2 separate regions of the Homo sapiens genome follow, and region 2 is linked to region 1. Evidence: chromatin loops called from intact Hi-C (ENCODE). Cell type or tissue: MCF 10A. All regions are shown on one strand. Each heading gives the region's core, and the rest is flanking DNA. Links, peaks and the distances in the headings are about the cores only.

Region 1 (8,350 bases), core at 259-8,258:
ATGATTTATAGACCCTTCGTAGTTGTATTTATATTACTGTTTTCTTTTTTAAATTTGTATACACACAAGAAAAGAATTATTGAAGTAGATGCTCTTCAGTGTACTATCTTGTGTCTTCTTCAAGAACAGAAAATGCTAGAGCCCATCAGTTGTCAGACCCCACCTAAGAGAAATTTAAGCTTATTGTCTCCTGGGTGATGACAAGACTAGTGCAGGTATGCATTAATTCGTTTTGTTGATGCCAAATGCTGAACAAAAATTGTATTTGGCAAAAATACATGGCTGAAATAATATGTGTGGATATTTCAACCTAAACTTACCCTTATTATTGCTACTTTGTTTTAGATATTTTAATATGTATCTATTTCTACATACCAAAAATGTCTACCACTAAACAGATTTATATTAGGAGATTTATTGCCACAATATTATTTAATCTGTATTACTAGTCTCTCCTCTAAAATAAGTATTCATCTCATTTTAGCGCTAGAGTTAAATGTTCTTCCTATGGTTACACAGCTAGTAAGATATGGCTTGGGATTACTCACCATGATTTATTTCTGCTCCAGAACCCAGGCATATTTTTCTTTCATCTTACAGTCTTAGAGAGATAGATCACATAGTGACACAAAATAAATACTATCTTTTAATTTTACTAAATTCATGTCTGATAAGTAATATTGTAATATTTAAAATGTTTATTTATAGACCAGAGCAGGTGCAAGATGCCAAGAATGCTATTTTTTTTTTTTTGAGACTGAGTCTCGCTCTGTTGCCAGGCTGGAGTTCAATGGTGTGATCTTGGCTCACTGCAACCTCCATGTCCCAGGTTCAAGCGATTCTCCTGCCTCAGCCTCCTGAGTAGCTGGAACTACAGGCGCGTGCCACCACCCCCAGCTAATTTTTGTAGTTTTAGTAGAGATGGGGGTCACCATATTGACCAGGATGGTCTCGATCTCTTGACCTCATGATCCACCCATCTTGGCCTCTCAAAGTCCTGGGATTACAGGTGTGAGCCACCATGCCTGGCCAACATCGTTTTCTTGATATGTGTGTTGTACATGCGAATTTTGTAAATTATGCATTTAAATTTTCTAGTAATTGTGAATTTAAGTAAATAATTTCCAGAGATGGAATGACATTATTTTCCTATTCACAAATTTGACATCATACATTTAGAATTGAAAAGGTGACCATAGCTATCTCACACAACACATAAATGGCATGCACTCTAATCTTATTCTCTGCCCATTGATCCTTGAAAGCAAAGGATGTGCCTTATTCATTGTTTGGGGCTCAGCATCTGTCATAGATTAGGGCCATAGAAAACTTCTAGCAAATTAACAAAAAGGCTTTATAAAAGCAAAAAGTTACTCTTAAAGGTAAAATTAAGGGGGCGTAGACCCTCATTCAGATGAAAACTTTTTTTTCATCTTTCGCATTTGCCTTTTAACCCATAACACAAATGCTATTTCTCACTCCACTCCCAAGCCTTCTGGAGGCAGTGGAAGTGGCATGAGAGTAGCCTCTAAATTGTTTGAACAGATAGTGGCAGGTATTGTCTTCCGGCACTAAGACAAGTCACTGGCTTTATTTGTTAATCACATCCTAATCACACCCTAATTCTTGCCCTTTAATTTGCAAATAAGGAAAACAATTATGAGTCAATTGTTAATTAGAGACTTCTCCAGCTGGAGGGAAATTAGCCTACCTGAGTTAGATATGTTTACTTTCATTCTTACTAAGTAGAGTACTCAGAAGGTGTGTCTTCTTCTGAGGCTTTCACTTGGCAAAGATAAAATTAGTAGTCTCTAACGTATAGCTAGTAGAGACCAAGCAAAATATGATTTGTTGTCAGTTGCATCTTTTCTCTTGCCAGAGGCAATTGATTACTGAACTCGTTATAGGTTTAGGAGTGTTGAAGATCATCAGTATCATAACCAAAAGGAAAATAATGTGTTTGAATGTGTTATATGACTTATTCAATTTTTCCTTTTCTGCAAGCACAGTAAAAATTCTCTTGGTAAGGACTGAGACTCACTTACTCTATTATCATATATCCAGGACTAAACAGTGTCTAGCATATGTGAAGAATAGTAAATAAATATTTATTGAATAAATGTTACCATGTGATCTTTCTTGAGAGAAGCAGTGACACAAAAATTGAAAACGTGGTCCAAATCCAATTTGGACTCTATTTTCATGGAGAATTTGAGGTCAACTTATTAAATGAATATTCAACATATTCTGCAGAATGAAAAATAAATCATTGTTATTTTTCAAACTGTTTCAGATACAAAAGAAATCCAAAACAACAATAATTAAACAAGAATTTTTTTTTTTCAAACTTGGTCAAATTCATTTCAAAACAAAACTCAATGCTTTGGAATATGTGCAGCTAAAACTAAGTTTATCACTTTACATCTGAATTAAGTGACCTTGTTTTCTAGAAAACAACCTCAGTGAATGAAAGATACCTTGCTGAGCATCAGAAGACAAAGATTTAAGGACTAACTTCTGAGAACACTTGTACCATCAACAGCTCTGTGTTTTGAGTGTACCCAGCTCACTTGGTGTTCCAATACCAGAGCAACAGGGTGGCCAGCAACAGTGTCCTAATCATAAATAAACAAGAGCCAGATGTGGATGTTTACAGTGAGCCTTTCACGGGAGGCCTTTTTTTTTTTTTTTTTTTTACCTGGTAGAAGGCTTAATGCCTAGTTGTCCTGCCTGAGATAGAGAGCCCCTCACACGGAAAACTTGTTTATACTGGCAGATGCCATTGTGGCTCTTCTCTGACCCCTGATCAGTTTATTCCTGTCTGAGCATCATTCTGGTAATGGGAGAGCTCACCTTGTACACCGCTTTGAACTAAACTCTGATTTTTTGTCTTGCCCAAATTCCTATTTAGGAGTCCTGGGGAGTCATGCCCTACAAATCATAAATTCTTATCAGATGGGTTTTATTTAGTCCTATATATCGTGACTTACTTTCCAACCTGACTCTGGCATAACATTATGAGACAAGGAAGAAATCAAATTATTTTGCCCCAAAAGATGTTTATTTGACATATTTTGAAATGATCCAGCAAAGCTGTTCTTTGTGGGGGGAAAATTTTCATCTGTAGAGAATCTTCATTAACATAGCTAGATCTTTTCCTGCTAGACCTTCCCAATCCTAAACAGATTAATTAAGATCTGAATAGAAAACATTTGTCATCTATTGTCTCTAAGGGCAGCCATTATAAGACTTCAAAAGAACTTTGGTCTCTACAACCTTTTATCTTAACTTGAACATCCCCTTCCTATCAATCCAAGGTCTTTAGACAAACTCAGCCAATTGTCAATCAAAAATGTTTAAATTCACCTATAGCCTGGAAGCCCCCATGCTTTGAGTTGTCCTGCCTTTTTGTACCAAACCAATGTATTTATTAACTGTATTTGATTGATGTATCATGCCTCTCCAAAATGTATAAAACCGAGCTGCGCCCCAACCACCTGGGGCACACGTTCTCATGACCTCCTGAGAGGTTACTCATATTTGGCTCAGAATAAATCTCTTCAAGTATTTTACAAAGTTTGACTCTTCTCGTTCAAACCGCCCCCCAAAGCCCCACCCCACTGTTCCAGGAAAAACCTGGCCTGGGGCTGCCTCCTAAAGAACTAGGGTGTAGTGAAGACTCAGTCACAACTTGAGTCATCTCTCCTCCCTGGCAGAATGGGCTCCCTTTTTGCCTATCCTTCCTGTGAGGAACCATCAAGGCATTTGCCTGCACTGACTTAAAGTTCTTATCTGTGGCTTGAGTCATTTGGGTGTGGCATAGAACTAGAAACTGTGTCGATGGTGACTGAGCCCTGGTATGAGAAAGTAAAACGTGTATTCAAAATGAATGCCCAGGCAACATACAATTTTAAGAATTCTTTACACCCTGAAATTCCATTTCCTCATCTCTTAGGTTCTTGATTTGCTGGAGAGTATTCCTATTAGGATAAAAGAATATAAGGAATAAGATGCTTTCTTTATAAACTACAAGATCTGATAGAGTGTCAGCTGTACCTTGTGGTGCTGTGCAATAAAATGGCTTATGATGTCTGAGTCAGAGCTTCTCAGTTATAGCTCATGGAGGCCTCTGGGAAAAAATGACTTATTAACGCTGAATCATTCTTTTGTCGTTTCTTAAATAACAGGGTAAATTTAGCAATTATTTGTAGTCATGACACATTCTGATTCTAACTGGAGCAAAGATTTTGAAACTTTAAACCAAATGGAACTGAGCATCATCCATCCATTCCACAGACCTGTCTGGAATAATTTTAACCAGGAATCTTAGTGCCCTCCTCCAGCAGCTCTTCCCCAGAGAGTCATAAAGTGATTTTAAAATTTTTATCTGTGATTTACTAGCCATTCCCAGAGGACAAGCCTGCTGATAAGAAAAAAAAAAAAAACAAAACTATTTGGCTTGCTTTTTCTTATTTCTTCACTTTTAATCCATCTGAATGTTCTCTGTATAGCTTGGGTTATTTATCAAAACCCAAAGCACTATGCTTAGAAATAGTATCTTAGAATAACAGCTAAAGTTATCCTTAGGATTAAAAAACAGAATAAATGAGATTTATTTTTATGAGAATCATAAAGTTAGAAGAAATTGGAAGTCTTGTCCTTAAAAATAATCAGAAAAGTAACAAAAAAGAAAAAATCTTATATCACAAGGAAGGAATTTTGTTGTTAATAAAAATGACTTTTAAAGGGGAGAAAGTGAAGTGTTAACATAAGACTGGGCTGTAAGGAATTCCTGATAATGTACTACAGCTTTGCAACATTTAATTCCCACAGACTGTCAGAAAGCTGATTAACTGTAATCAGGAATATGATGTTTGCCACATATTATAGGACCTTTTCGTTAGTGTGTTTTATTTGAGAAATTAAATATGTATTTGACCACTGCTTACATAAACAAACTCAAAAAGAAATTTCTCAAATATCCATCATAGCAAGCATTTTTCATACTACAGTCATACTTTATCTAAACAATCGTTTACTTAGATTTATCCTGGTCTTTCACTTTCTCTGAATTTACACAATGTCAGGAAAAAGTTTTGATACACAATTACCTTGAACCAAGTTATTTTATTTTTTAAAAAATAGCCCTATTACAATATAATTCACATGCCATGTAATTCACCCACTTGAAGTGTATAATTCACTGGTTTTTAATGTATTTACAAAATTGTGCAACAGTCACAACAATAAGCATTTCCATCACCCCGTAAGGAAATCCTGAAACCATCATCAGCCACTCCCCATTTCCCACCAGCCTTAGGTAAAGATCAGTTTACTTTCTGTTTCTATAGATTTGCCTGTTCCGGACATTTCATATAAATGGAATCATACAATTATGGTCTTTTGTGACAGGCTCCTGTAAATTAGCATGTTTTTAAAGGTTTGTCTATGTTGTATCACTATAAGTATTTCATTTATTTTTATTGCTGAATAACATGCCGTTGTATGGTTATACCACATTTTGTTTCATTTGATGAAACATTTTGGTTGTTTCCTCTTGAGGGCTAATATAAATAAATACTGCTATTTTAGAACTGATCTGTCCTCTTAATGTTAAAATTGAGCAAGTCAACCTGGCTTATAATATGAATCACTCCCTGTGACAAAACACACTTACTCTTTAAGGAGTCCAGGACTCCTTAAAATTTGGATTTGAAAGATCAAATTGGGGCCAGGTGCAGTAGTTCATGCCTATAATCCCAGCATTTTGGGAGGCCGAGGCGGGCAGATCACCTGAGGTCAGGAGTTCGAGACCAGCCTGGCCAAAACGGTCAAACCCCATCTCTACTAAAAATACAAAAATTAGCCTGGCATGGTGGCAGGCGCCTGTAATCCTAGCTACTCAGGAGGCTGAGGCAGGAGAATTGCTTGAACCTGGGAGGCGGAGGTTGCAGTGAGCTGAGATTGCACCATTACACTCCAGCCTGGCGGAGAAGAGCGAGACTTCATCTCAAAAAAAGAGAAAGATCAAATGGGGATGCTCTGTAAATTACTATACTTTACAAATAATCGGTGTCCCTTGAGAGCATTGTAGTGCTTGAAGTTTAGAAAAAGCTGTTTTTTCATTTGCAAAGAGATCTACCTTTCAGGAGTATCCATATACTGAAGATAAATGTAGGAGTTTAGGGGCTTTGATATTTTTTATGAAAATAGAAAAGAATCCCCAAAACAATAGTGATAGCCTACCACCTCACACATCCGTCATATGGACCACAATTTTTAACATACATGGAAAGACAGGAAGCATTATTGAACACATAAAATGAGAGCAGATCCCAAGCTAACTAGGGCAGTAGAAAAATATTCTTTCGCAGCATTCATCAGTTAACTTACTAATTAGCATTATAATTATTCTGAAGACTAGGAACATTTCCCCTGGAAGGTTCCTTTTTTTTTTTTTTTGAGACAGAGTTTCACTCTTGTTGTCCAGGCTTGGGTGCAATGGCGCGATCTTGGCTCACTGCAACCTCCGCCTCCTGGATTCAAGCAATTCCCTTGCCTTAGCCTCCTGAGTAGCTGGGATTACAGGCATGCACCACCACGCCCACCAATTTTGTATTTCTAGTAGAGATGGGGTTTCACCATGTTGATCAGGCTGGTCTCGAACTCCCGACCTCAGGTGATCTGCACCCCCGCCCCCCGCCCGGCTTCCCAACGTGCTGAGATTACAGACGTGAGCTACCGCGCCCAGACTGGGAGGTTCCTTTTAATCAGGAGTGGCAAGAGGTACCCAGCTGACTTAAGGATACCTAAAAGAATATCTTTATGGTAGAACTACTATCAATAGTTAACTTGGAGTTAAGGAAAATTCAATATTCTTGCTTTTTACTTAGTAAATGTATCTTAAGCCTTTGTCTTGTTCTCATCACCTTAATTTCCAGTATTCCCTCTTTCATATATGGACCTCAGTGTTCACAAAAGATATTTTACCCATGTATTAGCACTCTAGACAGGAAAAGAAAAATGAGAAGTGATTTTATTTTTATTTTTATTTTTTCTGAGACGGAGTCTCGCTCGGTAGCCCAGTCTGGAGTGCAGTGGCATGATCTCGGCTCACTACAACCTCTGCCTCCTAGGTTCAAGCAATTCTTCCTCCGCCTCCCGAGTAGCTGGGACTACAGGCAGGTGCCACCACGCCCGGCTAATTTTTTGTATTTTTAGTAGAGATAGGGTTTCACTGTGTTAGCCAGCATGGTCTTGACCTACTGACCTCGTGATCCACCTGCCTCAGCCTCCCAAAGTGCTGGGATTACAGGAATGAGCCACTGCGCCAGGACAATTATTTAATCAATTAAAAGAATGATATTTCCAGCCAAACAAAGAGAAAACCAGTGTACAAAAATGCCTGTCTTCTGTTTTTGAATGAGTATTCAAACCCTAGCAAGCTCTCTTATAGTTTTAGTCTCGAACAAGTTTGAGATGAGTCAAGAAGCAGCCAATGAGCTTATACAGATTTCTAATATTCAAGACTTTTAAAATTGGAAATGCCTCAATAAAGGGAGGTGTTACATGCTCCATGAAAGGAATCCATAATTGAATAATTAAGCTGACTGATTCGGCTGTTCTGAGAGCAGTACCTATTATCAGTAGGAAGAAATATTTTATAACTCTAGGAGAGGAGGTCTGTATGAAAAATTGATAGGCAATATCAACTCTTTAAAGAACTGAATTTATTTTTGGCTTCTTAAGTAGTAAACTAAAGCCTTCTTAAAATTCATCTTAAGTGATTCTAATTATTCTTTTATGTTGTTATTTTCTGTTTTTAATGAACTCTTCTTTCAGTTGTATATTTCCTTTTTTCCAGATTTTTGCTTTTCAAATGTACAGAAAATTTCAAAGAATGCTTCAATAAACACCCACATGCTCTGTACTTAGATTGACCACTTAATATTTTGCCACATTCACTTTATTTCTGTCTGAGTATATGGGAGGTGATAACTCTATACATAGCTAGATAGATAAGATACATAAACAATAGATGTAGTCACACTGTCTAGACTAACACATAGATAAATGATAGGTTGGTAAATCGATGGATAGATTGATTTACATAGGTCTTTATGGAACTATTTGAAAGTGGCACACATTATAACACTGTTAAAAAATAGCATTTATTTCCTTAAATCAAGTAAATTATTTTACAAAACTTTAATAAAATTATCACACTCAAGAAATCTATTGCCTATCCCATTATGGTTGCCAGAAAATTTACTATTGCTGTATTGCGTCCAGAGTAGGTTCCTTCCGGTGGGTTCGTGGTCTCGCTGGAGCCATGGACCTCCACAGTGAG
Region 2 (8,350 bases), core at 233-8,232, 740 kb after region 1:
TAAATATCTATCTAACAAGCTCCCATGTATTTGATTGAGGTCCATATTTTGAATACTACTACTATGAGCATTCCTTTTATAATTTCATTTTTATTCATTTTTATTATTTTATTATTATTTTTTATTATTATTACCTTTACTAGCCACTCAACAATGACAATAATTATGCTTTTTGTTTTAGGTTAAGAAGAGTAAAAGCCATAAAAAATTTAAAAGGTTAAAATGAGTGCCTAATGCATACTAACATATAATGATTTTTGTTAATCTGTATGTTTCCTCACATCAGTAATCCTAAATGATGATAATTTTGCCAAGGTTTACCTTGCTATTGGTGACCATCAACCCAGAAGTAGATGTAAGTTATCAGAAATTGCTTACTGTGAAATTTTCAAATAAAATTTTCAAATAAAATTTAATAGAAAAAGCGATTTCAGGTTCACACTTGTTTGTAAGTGTGAAACTGAAAACTTTGCCACAAATTAAAGTTGTAAAAAAATGGACTCTATTTAAATAATGTGGGAGCATGCTCTTTTAAAGGATGACTGAACGTGCTATTGTGACTTTACATCTGTCATGAATGAAGCAATCAAATCAAGACTGAAGTGAAACTGTTGATGAATATTACATGTGTCTTCTTTTAATGATTTGAACATTTATGGAGCCCAGCTGCCTACCAATGCGCATTCTACATTATGATGTATTGTCTGCATTATTGAATGGCCAGCCCCATGCACGGTGATTTCAGGGGATTCAGAAGCCCTTTATACCCTGGTTTTCTCGTGAAACAGTTATTTTACCCCTTCTGAGATTTTTTTTTCCAGCCTAGTGTAGAAAAAATCATAGGCTTTGGAATTAGGCAGGTCTCAGTTAAAATCCTGGCACAGATATTGACAGAATAACCTCTATGATTCTGCTGCAAAATGGCACCAAAAATATCTGCTTGACAGTGTTGTTGTGAGCATTAGAAACAATATAAGTTAACTATCCATTACTTAAGTAAAATGTTCGGCAGATAGCAGCTATTTACTATGGAGGGGCAATGTTTTCATAGGCTTCCCTGAGAATGACGTTCCCTCCAGACAAATCCAATGATCATGTAAAAATGACAAATGTTAATCTAAAAATATTGACACAATATATAGTAGATATGCAGTGACTATAATAATTGCATGCATTTCTGAATGCATATTTACTTAATATTTTTCATAATTAATTTTGGAATTTCTAACACTAAATGCATCACCTACTCTGAACTTTAAACAGACAATAATAAATTTGTATAACACTGTAGATTCTGAATTAACTGTATCAGATATTATGTTAAGAACTAATATATATTGCATAGTCTACATCTAGTGATAAGGACTGAAACTGGAGAAATAGTTCTGAGAAACTATATAGAACAGTGATGAACATTTAAAAATAAAATCAAATTGAGTCTTCAACTAAAAGAGACTTCTGAATCAAAGAAGGCAGATGGAAAATACGAAAGAAAGAAAAGAATAGAATTTTTAAAAGAGGCAAAGTAATTACAGGTAGTGCAGAATGTGGACAAATGGCAAGCCCTAATCATTAAGGTAGGCATAAGATGAGACACACATGGGACATAAAATTGTGATTCACAACTTTGGGAATAAGAATTTCAAATGCAATTGATAAATACATTGAATGCTTTCACAATGAATAGGTTTTGCTCAACTGGCTTTGTGAGATATCAAATACTATTTAAAGAGCTGATTAAGTGGATTGACGTTTAAGAACAAAAAACTACAAAATCATATACAAGATTGCAATTCAATAACGGGTCAATAAAGGTTAAAATTAAAACAATAATCTATACATTAGTTTTCAAAAGATTCATTGTTGGTCTCTAATCGTACATATCTGAATATGGTTATTAGTTGTCTTTACAATGACTATATGACTAAATGCATTAACATGTGTTAAGATTTTATTATCTATCACTAAAATCTGTTAAAACAAAAATTTCTGTGTGGTTATCGCTATTGTGATTCTTCTTTATCCCACAGAGACAGAATAACAGGATTTCAACCTATTCCACTACTTAATTTGTGATCATAATTTCCCAGAGTCTCAGAGTTCAATATTATGGAAAGTATTAAATAAAGAATACTTAGATTATTCCTAAAACCATGTCTGCTTTAGAATACAGACATGGTAAATTCTTCTGCTATCACTACTATTTAATTGCTATTAGTCTTTTGGAAATTTCTGCCCTTGCTGCTACTGATCTCACTCCATTATGGCACTGGTGTACCTCTGTCTTCAACATAGGAAAGCTTGCATCATAGTAATGATTACCCCCATTCCTATTTATTTATTTATTTGTTTTGAGATGGAGCTTCACTCTTGCTGCCTAGGCTGGAGTGCAATGGTGTGATTTTTGGCTCAATGCAACCTCCGCCTCCTGGGTTCAAGCGATTCTCTTGCCCCAGTCTCCTGAGTAACCTGCATTACAGGCGCCCGCCACCACACTCAGCTAATTTTTTGTATTTTTAGGAGAGACAGGGTTTTACCAGGTTGGCCAGGCTGGTCTCGAACTCCTGACCTCAGGTAATCCACCCGCCTCGGCCTCCCAGAGCGCTGGGATTACAGGAGTGAGCTACTGCACCTGGCCATCCCCCATTCCTTTAAACTAGAGATTTGGGCAAAGCTTATGTGACAGGAGAAAAGAGAGCTAATTCTGACTGTGTGAAACATGTAAATTTTCACTGCACTAAAACCACAGCGTTTTAGTTCATCGAATGCTTAATGGTATTCCTACAAGATTTGTCAGACTTAGCTGGATTTTTGCTGATTTTCATATCACAGCTTTTAAGAGATAAGTCACCTTCAATAACTTTCACATTTACACAATCATCCAAATTTAGGAGCATTCATTTTATGCACAGCTTTTGTTTGCTCTATTCCATAGTCGTCTTTAACACTATCAGTTGACAGTCATTAAACGGAGCCCAAAAGGTCAATTGCTTTTTATGAAGAAAGGAAATATTGTAAACTACAAATCACTTACCCATTTAAGAACTTAGGATTTTCATTAGATTTCCTTAAACCAAATCAACCTATTTGTTGAGCATCTAAATTATGTTAAGAGAGAAAAATTAATCAGTTCTGATTTAGGGGACCCACCCTTCCAAACGGGGCACACTAAAAGGCTGTCAAATGAGACCTCTAAAAAACACAAAGAATATTGCTTTGTGTTTTATCAGATCAACAAAACACTACATGCTACCTTATAAAACTTATGGGAAATGGCAAGGAATCTATGATCCTGAGTTCCCTTATTGATGGTCTTGTAACCTAGCATGCCCACTTAAAATTTTATTTTGATTTTTGAAATAAAATTATGGCTACAGTCTTACTTTACTGCAGCCAATTGGGTTATATATTTTTAAATAACATTAATATTCTTACTGATAAGTTAGTTGTTTTTATGTCAACATGTTCTGTATACTACATGATTTAACTAAAATCTAACTGCTTAAGGACCACCATATAATTGTTCCATTAAGACTAAATATACATAGATAAAATGACTGACCCTTGTCTTACTGGCCTAACTCAAAACTGAGAGCTGAAGGAAAGGAGAGTTCACACAACAGTAGGTTAATTCTTTTAGATAGGTATGACTTTTTCCATTTGCTTTGTCAGCTTCCTATTTAAAATAAATATGCAGGCTTTGAAGAACGATAATTCTGAATTTGAATCCAGGCTCTGCCATCTAGTGGTTATGAGACCTTAAGAAAGTTATTTATCCTCTTAGAGCTTCAATTAGTTTACCTAGAACCCTGTAACAATGATTACTGCCCACCTAGGACTATTTTGAAGATTAAATAAGACAATGTATGCAAGGGTCCTGTCTCTTAGTAAGGGCCCCATGAATGTAAATTAGTATAATTAACATCATTAATATTAACAGCATCATTATTACATTATAATTCCTTATTAGTAACTTATATTAGTAGACAATTTTGTTTATGAAATTTGTTATTTTATTGCTTAAAAGCATAAAGATATTAGTTATAGTCATAGAGGAAAAAACAACTACTAAATATAAGACTCAGAGTGTTGGAGCTGCTGAAAATACTGGATAGACTGAAGATACTGGATAGATCAGAAGAAACTGGACAGACCAGAGGAGAAAAAAACTGAAAGATGGTCACAAAGAGTTAACATTAAATCCATTTCACATTTTTCTGGGCTGAGGCTAGACCTGTCCTGAAACAAATGCCATGTCACATTACTGCACAGACAAAGACATAGGCATAGAAAAGAGGGGAGGATTGGTGGGTAGGTGATAGGAGTGGAATTGGCAGCAGTCTCTGTGTCTACCATGTCAGTGTTTTAAGTGCTAGGCTTCTCTAACTCTGCTGAAAGCCTACTTTGGAACAAACAGTTCCTTTATATTTAATATATAATTTTGAAAAAAATAGTAACTAAAGGCATTATTAACGTGAAAAGATTCTTATTCACCCATTTAGAAAAGAACAAGAATAACAAAAGTGGTAGGACAGATATTAACATTTGTGGGGTGATTAAAAAATACATAGCAACCATAGAGCCTCAAGGTGGAATTGTTTCATTTCTTTCTACATATTGGATGTTTTCCTTGATACACATACTCACTTTATAACTTTATAAGTCTGAGTCTTTTTCCCCCATGAAAATAAGAAAAGCTAAGGGGAAAAATGCAAACGCCACTTTTTATTTACATCATTCTACTGTCTCCTACTCATAGACACAAAATGTTTAGTTCATTTGTAAGCAGACTTGCTCTGAAAAATAAGTGAGTATATCTTCTCCTTTTTGCCTCCACAATCCCTGTTCTGCCCTGCTATTTTTCATTGATATATATTAGGGAAAAAAAAACAGAAATTGGTAATATTTCCTTGTATTTGAATTTTTTTGATTTTTTTTTTTGATGGATACTAGACTTTTATTAAAGAATATTCTTCTAGTGCAGGAGTCTGCCACCTACAGCCCAAAGGCCAGATTCAGACTGCTGCCTGTTTATTTATAAATAATGAACTAAGAATGGGGTCTTCTTCTTTAAATTGTCAAGGTAAGAATATAAGAAAAGAATAATAATTTTGTGCAAGTGAAAACTGTATGAAATGCAAGTGTTAGTGTCCATAATTAAACTTTTATTAGGACATAACGCTGCTCATTTGTTTACACATTGTCAGTGGCTGCTTTCACACCACTACATCAGAGTCGAGTATGTGACACAGACCATATTTTGCACTCTTATTGCTTTGCACTGCTCTTTGGTCCACTGTAAATCATAGTGACACAATTATAATTCTACAACATTTCGGATGCTGTGAATATTGCTGTACCACTTTTTTTTTTAATTATTGTTACAGGTCATGTCAAAACCAAAAAATATTAGACTCTGAACGTTGCAGTCTTATAGTACAATGGAGTGTGGATTCTTTCATTGTCAAATTAGATGAAAAAAAGTTTGTTTTTTAAGCAATGACACGATAGCTCAGCTAAAAGAATAAAATATTGCCATTACCAGACTAAGCACGCATCACATCCCTAACTCATAGATAAACAGCAATCTGAAAAAAATAGAAAATTGTAAATGGAATATCTTATCATGACAGAATTTCTTCAAAAAATGAAATACAAAAATGAGGCTGCAACTAAATTTCTCAGCAGCTCACTTATCAGCCAAGCAAGGAAATCCTTTTGCTGATGTTGTAGTATAAAATCATGAGTGATTGCAGCAACTAAAGAAATGCAGCTAGAGAAAGTAATTAGGACTGTCAACTTTCTGGCAAGAATAGTTTCTCAAAGAATTGAAAACACTGTGAGTATATCAATAGTCAGCTAAAAATGAAAAAGGCAAATGATCTTGAGAGGCTTTTCTTGGTTCTTGATGATCAACTCATGTTATCAATTCTAGTCAGTTGTTCCTTATTAGAGAAGTCAATGGCAAGTTTGAAGTGACTGGAAAATTAACCTCTATCAATATGCTTATATGTGAGAATGTTCTAAAAAAAGCCAAGAAAACACTAATTAAGCATGACCTGAAGTGGAATCTGCTAAGATGTGTTATAACTGATAGTGATAAAAATAAGTATGAAGCAGAAAATAACTTAATTTTTATAAATTTACAAAGCTTGTAAAAATGTAAGGTATTTAAACCCCTTGCTATGCATGTATTATTCATCAGCAGGTACTTTGCAGAAAATATTTGAATCCATTGTGTGCTATTGAACCATACCATCAACAGTAAATTTCCTTCACTCTTGCAGACTTAACTATCGGGTGACTGTGAGCTCAGGGCCCAGACTAATTTTTTTTTTTTTTAATGAGAAGTACTCTTGCTGGTTGGGTGGCTCACACCTGTAATCCCAGCACTTTGGGAGGCCGAGGCAGGGGGATAGCCTGAGCTCAGGAGTTTGTGACCAGCCTGGGCAACATGGTGAAACACCGTCTCTACTAAGATACAAAAAATCAGTCAGGTGTGGTGGCGTGCACCTGTAGTCTCAGCTACTCAGGAGGCTGAGACAGAAGAACAGCTTGAACCTGGGAGGTGGAGGTTGCAGTGAGCTGAGATCGTGCCACTGCATTCCGGCCTGAGTGACACTGGGAGACCAAGCGAGACTCTGTCTCAAAAAAAAAAAAAAAAGAAAGAAAGAAAAAAAGAAAAGTACTCTCAATCACTGTTATAAAACACTGAGCGGTTTTGAAATTAGATATTCCTGTAGAATTAAAAGTGTTTCTTAAAGAACATTAAGAAAAGCCAAATAGTGCTTATATGTGAAATGTATATTTCAGTAGTCATTTCCACAAAAACTGATATTGAGTCACAAATAATGTCAAATGTTCTATATGCATTGTGCTGCCAAACATTAGAACAATTAACTAGATGTACACTCTTCCACAAATTAGTAGTGAGCTAAACTACTCACTACTAAAATTTTCTGACCTAAAAATACAGTTACAGCAGCATTTTTGTGACTATGATGAAAGTGCAAAGGAATTTTCATATTTCAAAATCCATTTAACTGCAACTGTGGAGTTTCCATCTAACATTCAATTGGAAGTGATTAATCTGAAATGTAATCACATGTTAAAAGTCAAATATCAAGAGAAGTATCCAGTAGAATACAGAGATTCCTTTTATTTAAGATATAAACAAATCCAATTAAATCATATGCTTTGTAGATTGCTAACAGTAGTTGGCAATAGCTGTGTGAAAGAAATTTCATAGATGAAACACACAAAATTTCATTCCAGATCAACATTAAGAGATTAATATTTGCAATTAATTTTGATGGTTGAGAACGCTAAATTCGAACCCCATATAGGAGGTTTTTTTTTTAATCACTGCTATAGCAAATTACCACAGACTTAGTGGCTTACAACTCCCATTTATTATCTCACAGATATTTAGCTCAAAAGTCTGAGTATAATGTGGCTTAACTGAGTCCTCTGCTTAGAAATCTCTTGAGACGAAAATCAAGGTATTAACATAGCTGTGTTTCTTTCTGGAGACGCTGGGGACAATTCTACTTCTAAATTCATTCAGATTTTAAACAAATTTGATTTCTTGTGGTTGTATAACTGAGGCCCCCATTTCTTTGCTGACTGTCAGCCAGGGGCTAATCTTAGCTCTTAGATACTCCAGACACATTCTTTTTCATGCTTTCCATGTGGCCCTTCCACCTCTGGCAGGTTAAGTGCCTCTCATGCTTCTAATCTCTCTAACTTATTTTGCTGCATCTCTCTGACTCCAGCTTCAGAAAGTTCTCTGTCTCAAAGTGCCCACCTGAATAATTCTGGTAAATCTTCCATTTTAACCCCCATAATCCTAATTATATCTGCAATGTCCCTTTTGTTATAGAACATAGTCAAAGGCTACAAGGATTAGGATGTAGACATATATCTAGGGCCATTATTCTGCCTACCATATCCAACTAAGCAAATGTGATTACCCAAAAAGAATTCCATTCTTCTTCTTAGTAGAACTATGTTACAAAAATTATACTCTATTATTACTATTGTATTTTGTTAATTAAATTATACTCTACTATTACTATCTGTTTTGTTAAGTAAAATATATGAGAATTTGTTTTTCTCTTGTTATATAGTTACCCATATAATATTCTCTATTTTGCCTTTTAGCCCATAAGCCTAAAATATCTAGCCCTTTACAGAAAAAGCTTGCCAATACCCTATCTAGTGAAAAAGTATAAATATGTATATATGAATATATATTAAAATATATATATATGCAGACTTTCTGGAAGAAAGTTTAAAAATATTTTTCCAAAACTGAAAAAACAAAAACAAAAAATACTGTGCAAATATG

What was found. A loop is a pair of places that touch in the nucleus more often than their neighbours do. Peaks named below come from ENCODE experiments on the same cell type or tissue, not always from the same donor. Only the 100,000 strongest peaks of a DNase experiment are listed, where the experiment ranks them.
Region 2: it touches region 1 in a loop (5-fold over the local background); 2 of 110 quality-filtered maps call a loop at or near these places.

The regions. Positions count from the first base shown.
Region 1 is chr6:48,822,917-48,831,266 of GRCh38, reverse strand. No RefSeq gene overlaps it. Among named protein-coding and RNA genes, the nearest start is that of MMUT, 640 kb to the left of the region's middle. RefSeq lists an enhancer at 3,295-4,494. In MCF 10A, for the core only: no CTCF peak of the experiment used is centred there; DNase peaks (open chromatin) are centred at 3,716, 4,146 and 5,296.
Region 2 is chr6:48,083,050-48,091,399 of GRCh38, reverse strand. The region is part of intron 1 of PTCHD4 (patched domain containing 4); the gene reads left to right. Among named protein-coding and RNA genes, the nearest start is that of PTCHD4, 24 kb to the left of the region's middle. In MCF 10A, for the core only: a CTCF peak has its summit at 3,776 (motif pointing left); no DNase peak of the experiment used is centred there.